Regions from separate parts of the Homo sapiens genome. Here region 1 is linked to region 2. A link is a contact called in ENCODE Hi-C or POLR2A ChIA-PET data. All regions are on one chromosome and are shown on one strand. The core of a region is the stretch at or near the end of the contact, and the rest is flanking DNA. Distances in the headings are between cores, read along the strand shown.

Region 1 (6,002 bases), core at 737-3,236, 2.8 Mb after region 2:
AAAAAAGTGATCAGAACACTGGAACATAGTGTGTAATTAGATACAAATATTTTCTGTTTACTTTTTTAAAACTAGTAATTTAGCTGAAATCAATAATGAAACACAGTGACTCTTCCCCTTGAATCTCCTCCCACCACCAGGTAATCAGTTTGCAGTTCAGTGTTAACTATTCTCCACTTCCCACAAGCACATAAGGCTTTATTTAAGCTTTGGATATTATTTAAAAATCAATCTGCATGTTGCTTTTTCTTTTTCTTTTTCTTTTTTTTTTTTTTTTTGAGATGGAGTCTCACTCTGTTGCCAGGCTGGAGTGCAGTGACGCAACCTCAGCTCGCTGCAACCTCCGCCTCCTGGGTTCAAGCAATTCTCCTGCCTTAGCCTCCCATGTAGCTGGGACTACAGGCGCCCACCACCACACCCAGCTAATTTTTGTATTTTTAGTGGAGACCAGGTTTCACCATGTTGGTCAGGATGGTCTCCAGCTCCTGACCTTGTGATCCGCCTGCCTCGGCCTCCCAAAATGCTGGAATTACAGGCGTGAGCCACCATGTGCCCGGCCTGCATGTTGCTTTTTTGTTGTCGTTTTTGTTTTTTCAGAAGGAGTCTCCTGTCACCAGGCTGGAATGCAGCGGCACAATCTTGACTCGTTGCAACCTCCGCCTCCCAGGTTCAAGCGATTCTTGTGCCTCAGCTTCCCGAGTAGCTGGGATTACAGGTGTGCACCACCACGCCCGGCTAATTTTTGTATTTTCAGTAGAGATGGGGTTTCACCATGTTGCCCAGGCTGGTCTTGAACTTCTGACCTCAGGTGATCCGCCCGCCTCGGCCTCCCAAAGTGCTGGAATTACAGGTGTGAGCCACCGCGCCCTGCCTGCATGTTGCTTTTTAAAAACAATGTATCATCCATCTATGCCAATAACTCCAGATCTGGCTTTCTTTTCTTTTCTTCCTTTCTTTCTTTCCTTCTTTCCTTCCTTCTTTCCTTTCTTCCTTCCTTCCTTCTTTCTCTCTCTCTCTCTTTCCTTGCCTTTCCTTTCTTTTTTGAGAAGGAGTCTCGCTTTTGTCGCCCAGGCTGGAGTGCAGTGGCGCGATCTCGGCTCACTGCAAGCTTCGCCTCCCGGGTTCACGCCATTCTCCTGCCTCAGCCTCCCGAGTAGCTGGGACTACAGGCGCCCGCCACCACGCCCGGCTAATTTTTTGTATTTTTAGTAGAGAGGGGGTTTCACCGTGTTAGCCAGGATGGTCTCGATCTCCTGACCTCGTGATCCGCCCGCCTCGGCCTCTCAAAGTGCTGGGATTACAGGCGTGAGCCACCGCGCCCTGCCTGGATCTGGCATTCTTTCTAATGGTTGCATTATGTTCCGAACTATGGCTGTCCTATGATTTATTCAACCATGTCCCTATCCGTGGATGATCGTGTTTCTAAAAAGCTAGTTTTTCAACCATTAGAGCGGCTCAAGGAGCTGCTAAACAGCACTGGGCGCATAGGCTGGGTTTGACTAGACAGGATTAGCGAGGGGGAAAAAGACTAATTACAAGCAGTTGCGTACTCTGGAGATGCTCCCCTTAGCAGAAGCTCGGTGGACTGTCTGCAGCCAGACCTCCGGGCCTGGCGGCTGGCGCGGGAGGCAGAAGGCGGGGCTTTCCTACAGGGCTCCGTGCCCCGCCCTCCCCGCGCCGCCTTCCACCTCCGGCCGCGCGGGGGCGCTCCCCGGCCGGCTCTGTCGCTTCCGCCGCCGCCCCGCCCACCCGGGCTCACCCCTCGTCCCGATTGGCTGCGCGACGGGAGCGCGCCGAGTCAGGGGGCGGGCCCGCGCCCGCTACAAAGCGGCGAAGGTCACGGCGCGAGGAGGCGCGCGTCGCCGCCCCGCGTCCCGCCTGCGGCCCGCGCCCCCGGCGTCACCGCCTCCTGCCCGCCTGCCCGCCTGCCCGCCTGCCCGCCTACCCGCCTACCCGCCTACCCGCCTACCCCCCTGCCGGCCTGCCGTCCTTCCACGCGGAGAGCCATGGAGGGAGTGAGCGCGCTGCTGGCCCGCTGCCCCACGGCCGGCCTGGCCGGCGGCCTGGGGGTCACGGCGTGCGCCGCGGCCGGCGTGTTGCTCTACCGGATCGCGCGGAGGTGAGTGCATGGTTCGGCCCCACGCGGCCCTCTGCGCCGCCCGCCAGGCCCGCCCCCGCGCCGCCCCGGCCCGCTGCCCCCCTCGGCCGGGACCCGGGCTGCCCGCGGGCGCGCGGAGACCCCCGGCGCGCGCCGCCGCCCCCCGAGACCGGGTTGAGACTGCAGTCGGGAAGCGGCTGCGGAGTCGAGTGGAGCGGCGGGGACTCCGGGAACGTGGGGCGCGGGCGAGAGCGCCGCGCGGGGGCCACAAACTTCCTCCGGGAGCCGCGGGGGGCTGGAGCCGGTGCGCACGGGCCGCCCCTGCCCTCAGCCCCGTGCTGGGCCCCGGTGCACGGCGATGCTGGCGATCGCGGCTGGCGGTTGCTGCTCGGCATGTGACGTCCCGGGCGTTTTTCTACACGCCTCGCATCCGCGCGTTTCAGAGCCACAGCCCCTGCTTACGCTAGAGCAGCTGAGGGACAGGGAGGCTCAGTAACTTGCTGTTAATGAGAGGAATCATGGTTTGAGCCGATGGAATCTGCAGGGCAGACCCCGAGGCTGGGCTGCCTCCCAGAGGTGGGCAAGGCCTGAGATGCCTCCAAACAGTTCAAGACGGGCCGGGGCCACCCTCCTCCCTGCCCGGCTCACGGGCCATGCGGGCCCCCGGGTTCAGATCCGGCCTCTTTCATCGGCCTCCATCGCCAGGCATAAAAGCTTAGTGGCCTGTTGCTTCAGCAGAGCCTCGCAGGTAGCTTACTGTTTCTCCACTTGATCCACCTTTCCAGAGGGCAGGGGGGAAAGTGGGGTTGTGAGAACATCCTAGAAAGAGTGGATGGGTTTGCAGCTTCGGCAAGGGATGCAATGAGCTCACACCCTTAGGAAAAAGGGGAGAAGGGACTTGCCCACTCAGCAGCAAGTGGCAGAGCTGGGGTTTGAACCCTGATCGTCTGGCTGGTCTGTTTGTTCTTCCTTAACACATACCGGTGCTGCTTCTCTCCTCCAGGGGGGAAACGGGGAAAAAGAAGTACAGGTGGTTGAGTCACAGAGGCTTCCCAGAGGAGGAAGGCATGGGAGGGACATCAGCTGTGTCTGGAGGATGGGCCAGATGTGACTGAGGAGGGTAGCTGGGGATTGAGTGACCCCAGCCCAGAGGTCCCTGACAACCCAAGTCTCTCCATGTCGGTTTCTGCTGGATTCCTGGAAGTTGAGCATCTGCAGGACCAGCTTGTCCAAGCCGGTGGTTTTATACCCAGGGGACCGAGGTCCAGAGACCTCAGGTGATTTGCTCACATTCCCAGAGCATGTTGCCAGCTGAGCTGGTCCAGCACCCGGTGTTCTTCCTGGACGAAGCCGCCTCTCAGCTAACCCAGGATGGGGGGTGTTGCCTCAAGGATGAGAGCCTGGGGGAGGGGATAGTCTGCCAGCCACACAGCACCTCCGTTGTGTTTATTGAGGCTGGACTTGGACTGGGTGGCTCACTGTGCCACACACTGCAGCTGTCCTCAGGGATGCTGTCTCCCCTTCCTGCCCTGCTGGCCACAGCTCTCCATCTCCTGGAAACAAGAGTCTGGGGCCTTGGAGAGATATTGGGCTAGCTGGTGCCAGGGGAACTAGGAGGGTGCCTGGAAGTCCTTTCACGCCCCTGACGACACCAGCAGGTCACGGTGTGGCATTGAGACCCTTGCTGTTGATTGGGCCGAGAAGGGCCAGCCTTTCCCAGGATGCTTTAAGATGTCCTCATAGAGCACTGGGTTTCACCTGGAGGTCATAAATTGGCCACTGTCACGATTCAGAAGCCAGACCAACCTAGCAAGAGGTTGAGCCTTCCTCCGAGGAGGAGAGTGCTGTGACAGTGAGGAACCAAGCATTGACTCTGGCTGCAGTGTAGGTTTTGAATGACCCTCGGGAGGGCATGTAAGGAGAGCTGTTTTTGGAAGGCGACTTGGCTGGGTGGGTGTTTGCAGGCTCAGCACAGAGATGGACAGAGAGGAAGATGTAGAGGGAGTGGGCAGGTCAGCCCCACCTTGTGCTTTAGGACTGGCTGAGGCGCATGGGAAGGAGGCTGCTTCTCTGAAGGACTGAGTCCTCCCACAGCCTCAGTCAGGGCCCGCCCTGGCTTCCCCACGCATGGAGTCCTCTCGCTTCCATGGTTGTTACTGATGGGAGCAGCTGATGGCTGTAAGCACAGCACACTGTCTCCTCATGAAACTGCCAGGGCGGGCTCTACTGTTCTCCCATTTTACAGATGAGGAAACCAAAGCTTGGGGAGGTTGGGCTACCTGCCCCACATCACCCGGCTGTTAAATGGCAGGGCCCTGCCTCGCACCAGAACTTCAGCTTGTCAGCCCAGCTTCAACCTCTGGGTGCTCATGGAGCCCCTTGGCTGCTTCTCTGCACCTATGGGAAGCCACCACGGTCGGCACAGTTGGGGGGCAGATGCCCCAGTTTCACTTCCCTGTGTCCAGGCCGTCGTGAAGTCTGTGGCTTCCTAGGCCTCCCTGTCCCCTGGACGCTGCTGCTCGGGTGCCTGTCCTCAGCCCTCTTCAAACGATGCCCAGGATCCGTGCTCTGCCAGCACATCCCTGCACACACCACCGCCCCGCCTCCGGGGCTTTGTTGGTGTTTACTGGGATTGTCTCCTTTCTAGTGTTTGGGGACAAAGAGGATGCAGCCTCCCAGAGGATATGCAGCAGAGCCTCATTCTGGAAGTCAGAGTCCCCTGTAACGGCCCTTCCCGTTTCCAGGCTCCCCCCTCCCACTCACTCTCCTGCTGCTGCGCACTCTCCCTGAGCAACCGCCGCACCCCGGGCATACGTTGGGTGGTCCCCTCCCTCTGCCGTCTGCCCTGCTGGTGAGCACAGCTGTGCTTCAGGGCGACCGCAGATGCCCCGCTTATTGGCCTCTGTCCTGTGGTATCTGTCACCAGCTGCCCTGGGAGGTCGTCGTTCTTGTCTTGCTCACGTTTGCATCTCTGCCAGCCTAGGGTGGTGCTTGCTTAACTGATGGGATGTTCCGCTCGCACCAGGAGCGACCCTAGAATGGTGGATTGGGGCGTTTTCCATCCTGATGTTGGAGTTGCTGCTGTGGATTCAAGTATGTTTTGCTTGGAGATGGGCTGGAGGCCCTGGCAGTGCTAAGTTCTGAGTTGCATTTTGATGCTTCTGTCGCTGAAGCCCAGGAGGCCTCTTCTCTGGTCCTTCTGGTTGAATGAAACACGGTGTTGCCCACTTAAGCGGGAAGTGCAGGTGAGGAGCTGCTTGGGAGGCTGGCCTCTGGCTCCCTGGCCCCTGAGGGAACCTGACTCTTACAGTCTTTCCAACCCCGCACTGGGGCCAGCACACAGTGTCCCAGGTCCTGAGCAATGTGCTAAGGCCCCTGTCTGAGGAGGTGATGATTTCCCAGGGCTGGGCAGAGACTCTGGGAGCTGGCCAGCCTGCTACAACCACTGAGCTCCCCAGGGCAGGGACCAAGCCCCATCCAGTGCCCCCTCTAGCAGGTTCCCCCTACCTGGTGCTTTCCTAGGCTGAGGACCCAGCGCTGGGCTCGCACCTAGAACAGAGCCCCTCCCACCTGCAGGGAATAGTGAGGCATCCCGCAGGAGCTTTGTTTCAATACATGTCCGTGCTCAGGGCTCTGGAGTGGTGTCATCATTAAGGACACGTGCCCGTCTTGTTTTCCCTCAGTGTGTATGTTGGGCTTGTGGACGGGGCAGGTACAGAGCATGCAGCTGCCCTAGCTTTTTCTTAGGGACCCATCTCCCTCCGGGCTTCCTCAGGCTTCCCAGGGGCTCGGCATCGAGCTAGCAGGAGCCGAGATAGTGGCCTCCAGGCCCTCGTGTCCACCCATCAAATGGGACCCATAGGGCCAGCTGCTGTCCCCCCAGAGCTGGAACCGTTGTGGGCAG
Region 2 (5,997 bases), core at 69-2,568:
CTGGAGCTCTTACATTCAACTTTTCTTTCCTTTTTCTTCTTTTTAAACAATTTGCGATTGCAGCCTCTCCTTTTGTTTCCGGTATTACCTGCCCAGGAGCAGAATTCCTTACTTTCTCCGGAGAGAGGCCGGTCCCTGGGAGCGCTGCCCAGCCACCCGCACGCCTAGCCGCCCCGAGAGCCGCACTCGGCGGACCCGGTTCCTAGGCTCGTTCCCGGGGCACCTGGCGGGCGCCCACCTCCCGGGGGGCACGTGCTCCCGTACGCAGCGCGAGGGCAGCGGGTGCCTGGCTATTTATTAGGAAAAGCCCCGCGCGGACTCTCCGGATTGAGGAGGGTGGGAAACTCGGCTGCCCAGCGCTCCACCCGGGCGGCCGGGGCTGGCGCTTCTCTGCTTTCGGCCGGCGGCCTCATCCTGGGACAGGCAACCATGAGTCATCCGCTCCGCGGGTCACATGGGCAACGTGACCAAAATAAAGTTTCGGTATTTTAAGCCGCCAGAAAAGGGGACAACGGAGCTCACCGGGGGCGGGCACAGGAGGCGGGCGCAGGCGGGCGGCGCCGGGGCCGTGGGGACGCGGCGCCGAGGGGGCGGGGCCTGGCGGGAGGCTCGCCCCTCCCCCACGGCCGGCAGCGACGCCCGGACTCCTAGGCAGTCGGACTCCAGGGCGCGGCACCCCTGCGGACCTCAGCCCCGAGGCCCCCCGCGTCCGGCTCCCCACCGGCAGCGGCGGCGGGCTGCGGGATCCCGGAGATCCCGGCGCGTCCCCCACAGCCACCGGGACCCCACGCGCCAGCAGCGGCTTCCCCGGGAACGTCCTTCAGCCCCGGGAGCACGCGGGAAAAGCCCCAGCGTGCCAATGAGGGAGCGCCTTCCTCATGACGGTCACGCTCGGGGGCGGGGCTTCCCTTCGCCGCTCCCGAGTTCCGGGAACCCCCTTTGATTGGTCTGGACGGCCTGGGAAACACTGTAGTGACGCCCAATCAAAACGCCACGTCTCGGCCTCGAGGAAATATTCCGTGTCGGGCCCGTCCTGATTGGACAGTTCTTTCGGGTTCTGGCCACTAGGAAGCTTTGTTTAGGTCCGGAAGGCGGGCTTTCCTGGGAGTGGGTGGGGAGGGGGCGTTGATTCTTGACCAATCCTTTCAGTCCGTTGGGTGGTGACCAGCCAATGGGCCGGATGGATAGGACGCTCCTCCCGGAGAGTAGTGAGACCCCTGGTGCGGGGCGATTGGCGGCGGGAGCGATGAGTGGCAGCCGCACGGCCCAACGGGAGCTGTGCGTGGGCCGCGGGGCGGGGCCAGGGCGGGTGCGCGGCGGCGGCGGGGTGGCTGGGCCGGCGGCGGCGGCGGTACGAGGCGCGCGCTCGGGGTCCCGGTCGCGAGGAGGAGGAGGATGTGGCGCGCGGAGGGGAAATGGCTGCCGAAAACAAGCCGGAAGGTAAGAGCCGGAGCGCGAGGGGCTGGGGGGCGGCGCGGCGGGCGGCGGGACCCGGCCCCGCCGGACATCCCGGGCATCGGCGGCGCCGGGCGGGAGCGCGGGGGCGCGGCGGGCGGGCGGGCGGGCGACCCGGCCGGGGAGGGGGCCGGCGGGGTGGGGGGGCGGAGCGCGGCCGAGTCCTGAGGTGACTCGCGGGGCCGGCGGAGCGCGGCGCCCCACACCCCACCCCCGGGGGCGGGCTGGGGCCGGAGGGGGCGGGGGGCTCGCGGGGCGGGGACCGGGCCCAGCGAGGAGGAGGAGCCGGCGGAGGGCCGGCGCCTCCCCCACCCGGACCGGGCATCCCCGCCGCTCCCGAGCCCGCTGCGCGGCCCCCGCACCCCCGGCGCTGGGTCCACGGTGGGGGCCGCGGGGCGGAAAGTTTATCCGCCTCGGGTCCTCCTGGCCCCGCGCCCCACTGCTCCGGGCCGGTCCCCGTCGGGCGGCAGCGGCCGGCGCTCAGCCCTCGCCGGCCCCCTGCTCTCCGGCGGGCAGGGCCAGATGTACTCTCTCCGGCACCCTCTTCAGCCCCGTGGACACCTCCCTGAGCGGGCGGGGGGTCCCCGAGCTTCTCCCCGCCAGGGGGACCCCGTCCTGCCGAGCGTCCCTCGGCCGAAGGGCCTCGTGTGACCCCTCCCCCTTCGCTTCCCGGGAAGGGAAGGGGGCCTGCGCAGCATCCCCGCCCCTCGCAGTCGTTCACATCCTACTCTTGCCCTTGCACCCTCACAGCCAGGAGGGTGGGGTCTCCGTTTCTATGGCAAGTGAGGATCTCCACACTCCCTTGCCCTTTACCTTCCGTGACCCCGATCCTTCCTTGGCACAGGGGTCCGTCTGATCTGCTCATCTTCTTTGGATTCTTTTGGGGCCTCTGCACACTCTCCGTTGACCCTTTTTGCCAGGACAAGGGGACTCAGGCTGCCCATGTTCTTCTTTCCTCACCCAGTGGATAGTGGGGGCTTGTGCAGCTCTGAAGTCATTTCTAAATAGGAAAGCAGACACTTCTTCCAGATCATGCATACTCTTACACTTTGCTGGGTTAGGGCGAGCTCATTTCCTAAATACCCTTTGAGTTGCCCTCCTTTTCTTATGGAGACAACTGGACGTTCACCGTGCTCCTTTCGCCATTTGTGTGTCTACACTGACTTGTTCTCTCTTCTCGGAGTTCCTTGTCTGGGTGAGAGTGGGCGCCCCAATAAGATGTAGGGCAGGGCTTCCATTGTGCCTAGTGCTTGAGTGAAAAGGGGCCACACTAGTTGCTCCTGTGTCTGAGGAAGACCGGGGTATATTTTTGCCTCCACTTGACTCTTGTGTCTCAGGAGGGGGCAACCTTCATCAGTTGACACTACCTCACTGGGAAAAGGGTCATGTGGCCTTGTTTTTTGATGTTTTGATTACTGTCTTCTGTGCAGTGAGAACCAGACTTTGTCCGTCCCACACTCAAGAGTCCTTGAACCTTTCCTGGATATAAACTTCCCGATTGTTTTTTGAGAGAACTCATATCCTCCTCTGTGGCTTCTGCTTCGCAGTCAGCCATATTTAGTGAGCCTGTTACTTTGACTTTTTCTAATTTTCTCAAATTGTATTCATGTTGGCTGGGTAAGGAGAAGCCATATGCCTTTCCATTCAGAAAAGGGAGTGTAGACACCCGTGTCGCCCACATGCCATCCTGGAAGAGGTTGCTTGTGTGCTCCTTGTTGTACTAGAACCTTCCTTTGGCTCTGGTGTTGTCTCTTGTGGGATCCAGACATTTCTTTAGATCTTGTAGCTTTCAGAAGGGGGAATTTGAATGCTTTCTGTTTTTTGCTGTTCCGGTTCTGCTTTGGAGAACCAGATCATGATGCTATATTCATTTGTTTACATATACATACATGTAGGTATACACAGATGAAATCACATTCATTACATATACAGTGCACAGGAAGTTGGAAGGGTCAGATGACTAGCTCTACATTTTGGGTGCATATGGGGACCTTTATGTGTAATGATACAGATAGATATTAACGTTGTTGGTAACTCTTCAGGCTTAGAAGCAGCAGCAGAAGAATCACGGATAAATGGCCAATTCTGACTATTCTTTGGTTTGTAATGTGTACTGTACTGAATAAGCAGAACGACATCCTGCGTGTTCACCAAGTCCCTGAATGTGCGAAGCGTACAGTGCCTGCCCATACGCATCGCAACTTTGGCGGTCTGAATTTAGGGGTGGTATTCGTTGCTTGATTCTGCATAGAGTGAAAAGTTCTTGATTTCTTTACTGCAGTGTAGGGGAAAGAGATTTCGTGTGTTTGGACAAACGACAGGAGATGGGTGAGAAGAATATGTTTTCCTGTGACAGAACTAGGAACGAATGACCGTAAATATGTCCCTTTTGTATTTTGGCCATTTAAATAATTGAGAGAGGTTGTGAAATTAGCAAAATGTACCTGTGGAAAGGCCCTCGACGCTTCATGAGAGGATGGGGAACGTTATTCTTCAAGTTCTTTTCTCTTGGACAGGGGAATGATTTGAGCCCTGTCGGCTCTAGTCAGGTGCTTTGCCTCCTCAGGTCTCCCTCCCTCCCTCCCTCCCTCCCTTTCTCCCTCTTTCACGAAATTCAGAATGGCTGCTAGCCGCTGTCACTCAGCAGGGAAGTCTTACTCTTTGACAGGCTTAGTGTGGAGACTCATCCTCCCCAACAAGTTCCGTTGGGCTCTGGGGCTTTGGCCTTTAAAACTGTTCTAGCTCAGAGGCTCGCTTTGCCTCAGTTTACTGTGTAAGGAGAAGTGGCTCATCGGAGATTGGGTCAGCGCTAGTTCTGTGACTTCTGGACTTTGCCTTTCAGTTAGCATTGAGTCGTCCAGTGGGCCTGATTCCCAATGTCAGAAAGTAGAGCTTTTGAGCTCATTTTCTTGTTTTTGGTTTTAAATGTTTTTATGCTGTTCGTATTCTGTGTCTGTAGTCAGCTTGATGGGATTGTGTATTTTTAGGGGGTGTTATTAGGGAACTTCGGAAAAACGAAGAGTCGAATACCTGCTGTAGATGGTGTAGACTCAGCGGAGTCATCCCGTTTCCAGTGGTGGTTCTTCCTACCGTTTCCTCCATGGCCCCATGGAGACTTTGGGAGTTTTCCCTGGTAAGCAGGGGGCTCCGTGCAAGGCGCAGTGGAAGGAAAAGTGGTAAAGATTGGTTGGAAGAAGACACTTGAGGTTATTGTCTGAAGCTGGGCCCTTTTTCTTGAGTTTGATGTGGTTGTGTTTCTGTGTCACTGGTCGCCACAGATGATTGGAAATTAGCTTTTTCCTTTTACCTTGTAGTGCAGAATGCTCTGTTGCAGTTGGGCAGACTAGACGGGTTCTCTGAACCACATAGTTTAATCTTTCTGTTCGACTTTCTGTTAGGACATGACTCTTTCCTCTCCTTCACCCCTTACCTCCAGTTTTTGGGACTAGGTTGGGTGACCTCTTCCTCCTTTGTCTTCTTGGAAACCTTACTTATCCTGCTTCTGCAAATGTTGGGTTTCTCCATCTCATCATTGAGTGGATTCAAAGTGTTGACATACACAGAGCAACCTCTACTCAAGGTCAGATTGGGTCAGCTTTTCCTTTTCAAAAGAGTAGTGTTGCTCTTACTTGCTCTTTGAGACATATTTATGCATCCTGCTCAGCTGTGTTTTCTGTTTCCTTAGTTTTTAGGCTCTGGCGATTTTAGGCTTTCCCCCAGAAATAGCCTATTCTTTAGAGAGTAGTGTTTAGTTTAGTCTCCTGTTTATGCTGGATGTCCGCCCATGTGTCCTGCTCGGTTTTTAATTCTTTGTGACTGATTTTGAGGTAGCCCATCTCAAAATCTTAACGTTTTTTTCCCCACTGTTTCATTACTTTGAGCCATTCTTCCTTTCCTGTTTGGGGGAAATACCCCTTTGTGTGCAGTTGTACTTCTTTCTCCTTTCCTTATGGAAAAAGCAGTAGAAGGTGATTCTCTTATTTTCTTCTGTTCCCCTCATAGTTGTGTCAGTTGACTCTTTTGTGGAACCTTTGAATTTGCCCTTCTGGGGAGAAGTCGTTTTTGTATTTATACTCCCATGACTGGAGTCATTCATTCAGGAGACCTTTACCGAGCTTCTGTTATGTACAAGGAGCTGTAGGGGGTGATGTGACTTTGCTTGAGACCATATTGGATCTTGTTAGCCTTTTATATTAATGACATTTTAGTGTATCTTTTTTTTTTTTTTTTTTTTTTTTGAGACAGAGTCTCACTCTATTGCCCAGGCTGGAGTGCAGTGGCACGATCTCGGTTCGTGCAACCTCTGCCTTCCAGGTTCAAGCAATTCTCTTGCCTCAGCCTCCCAAGTAGCTGGGATTACAGGCGTGCACCACCATGTCCGGCTAATTTTTTTTTGCATTTTTAATAGAGACGGGGTTTCACCATGTTGGTCAGGTTGGTCTTGAATTCCTGGCCTAAAGTGATCCGCCTACCTCAGCCTCCCTTGCCTCAGCCTCCCAAAGTGCTGGGATTACAGGCGCAAGCTGCCACGCCTGGCCTTCG

What was found. Hi-C counts contacts between places; a loop is a spot of excess contacts on that map. ChIA-PET counts read pairs that join two places held with the same protein, here RNA polymerase II (POLR2A). Pooled maps may share reads with other maps.
Region 1: a map of CD4-positive, alpha-beta T cell shows a loop between it and region 2 (12-fold over the local background). The contact joins the promoter of TMEM201 here to the promoter of CAMTA1 in region 2. A Hi-C loop is called at or near these places in 1 of 168 maps with a recorded cell type or tissue (CD4-positive, alpha-beta T cell) and 4 of 50 pooled maps. POLR2A ChIA-PET finds 5 or more read pairs at or near these places in 1 of 52 experiments (CD8-positive, alpha-beta memory T cell).

The regions. Positions count from the first base shown.
Region 1 is chr1:9,586,925-9,592,926 of GRCh38, forward strand. It overlaps TMEM201 (transmembrane protein 201), which reads left to right and starts at 1,987. Exons shown (of 11, transcript NM_001130924.3): 1 at 1,987-2,119. The coding sequence starts at 2,007. RefSeq lists silencers at 1,583-1,992, 2,003-2,202, 2,363-2,432.
Region 2 is chr1:6,784,136-6,790,132 of GRCh38, forward strand. CAMTA1 (calmodulin binding transcription activator 1) reads left to right here and starts at 1,319. Exons shown (of 23, transcript NM_015215.4): 1 at 1,319-1,440. The coding sequence starts at 1,396. It overlaps CAMTA1-DT (CAMTA1 divergent transcript), which reads right to left and starts at 845. Exons shown (of 3, transcript NR_149049.1): 1 at 523-845; 2 at 14-88. RefSeq lists enhancers at 1-361, 362-1,036 and silencers at 162-221, 302-361, 492-901, 1,242-1,401, 1,612-1,881 and 1 more.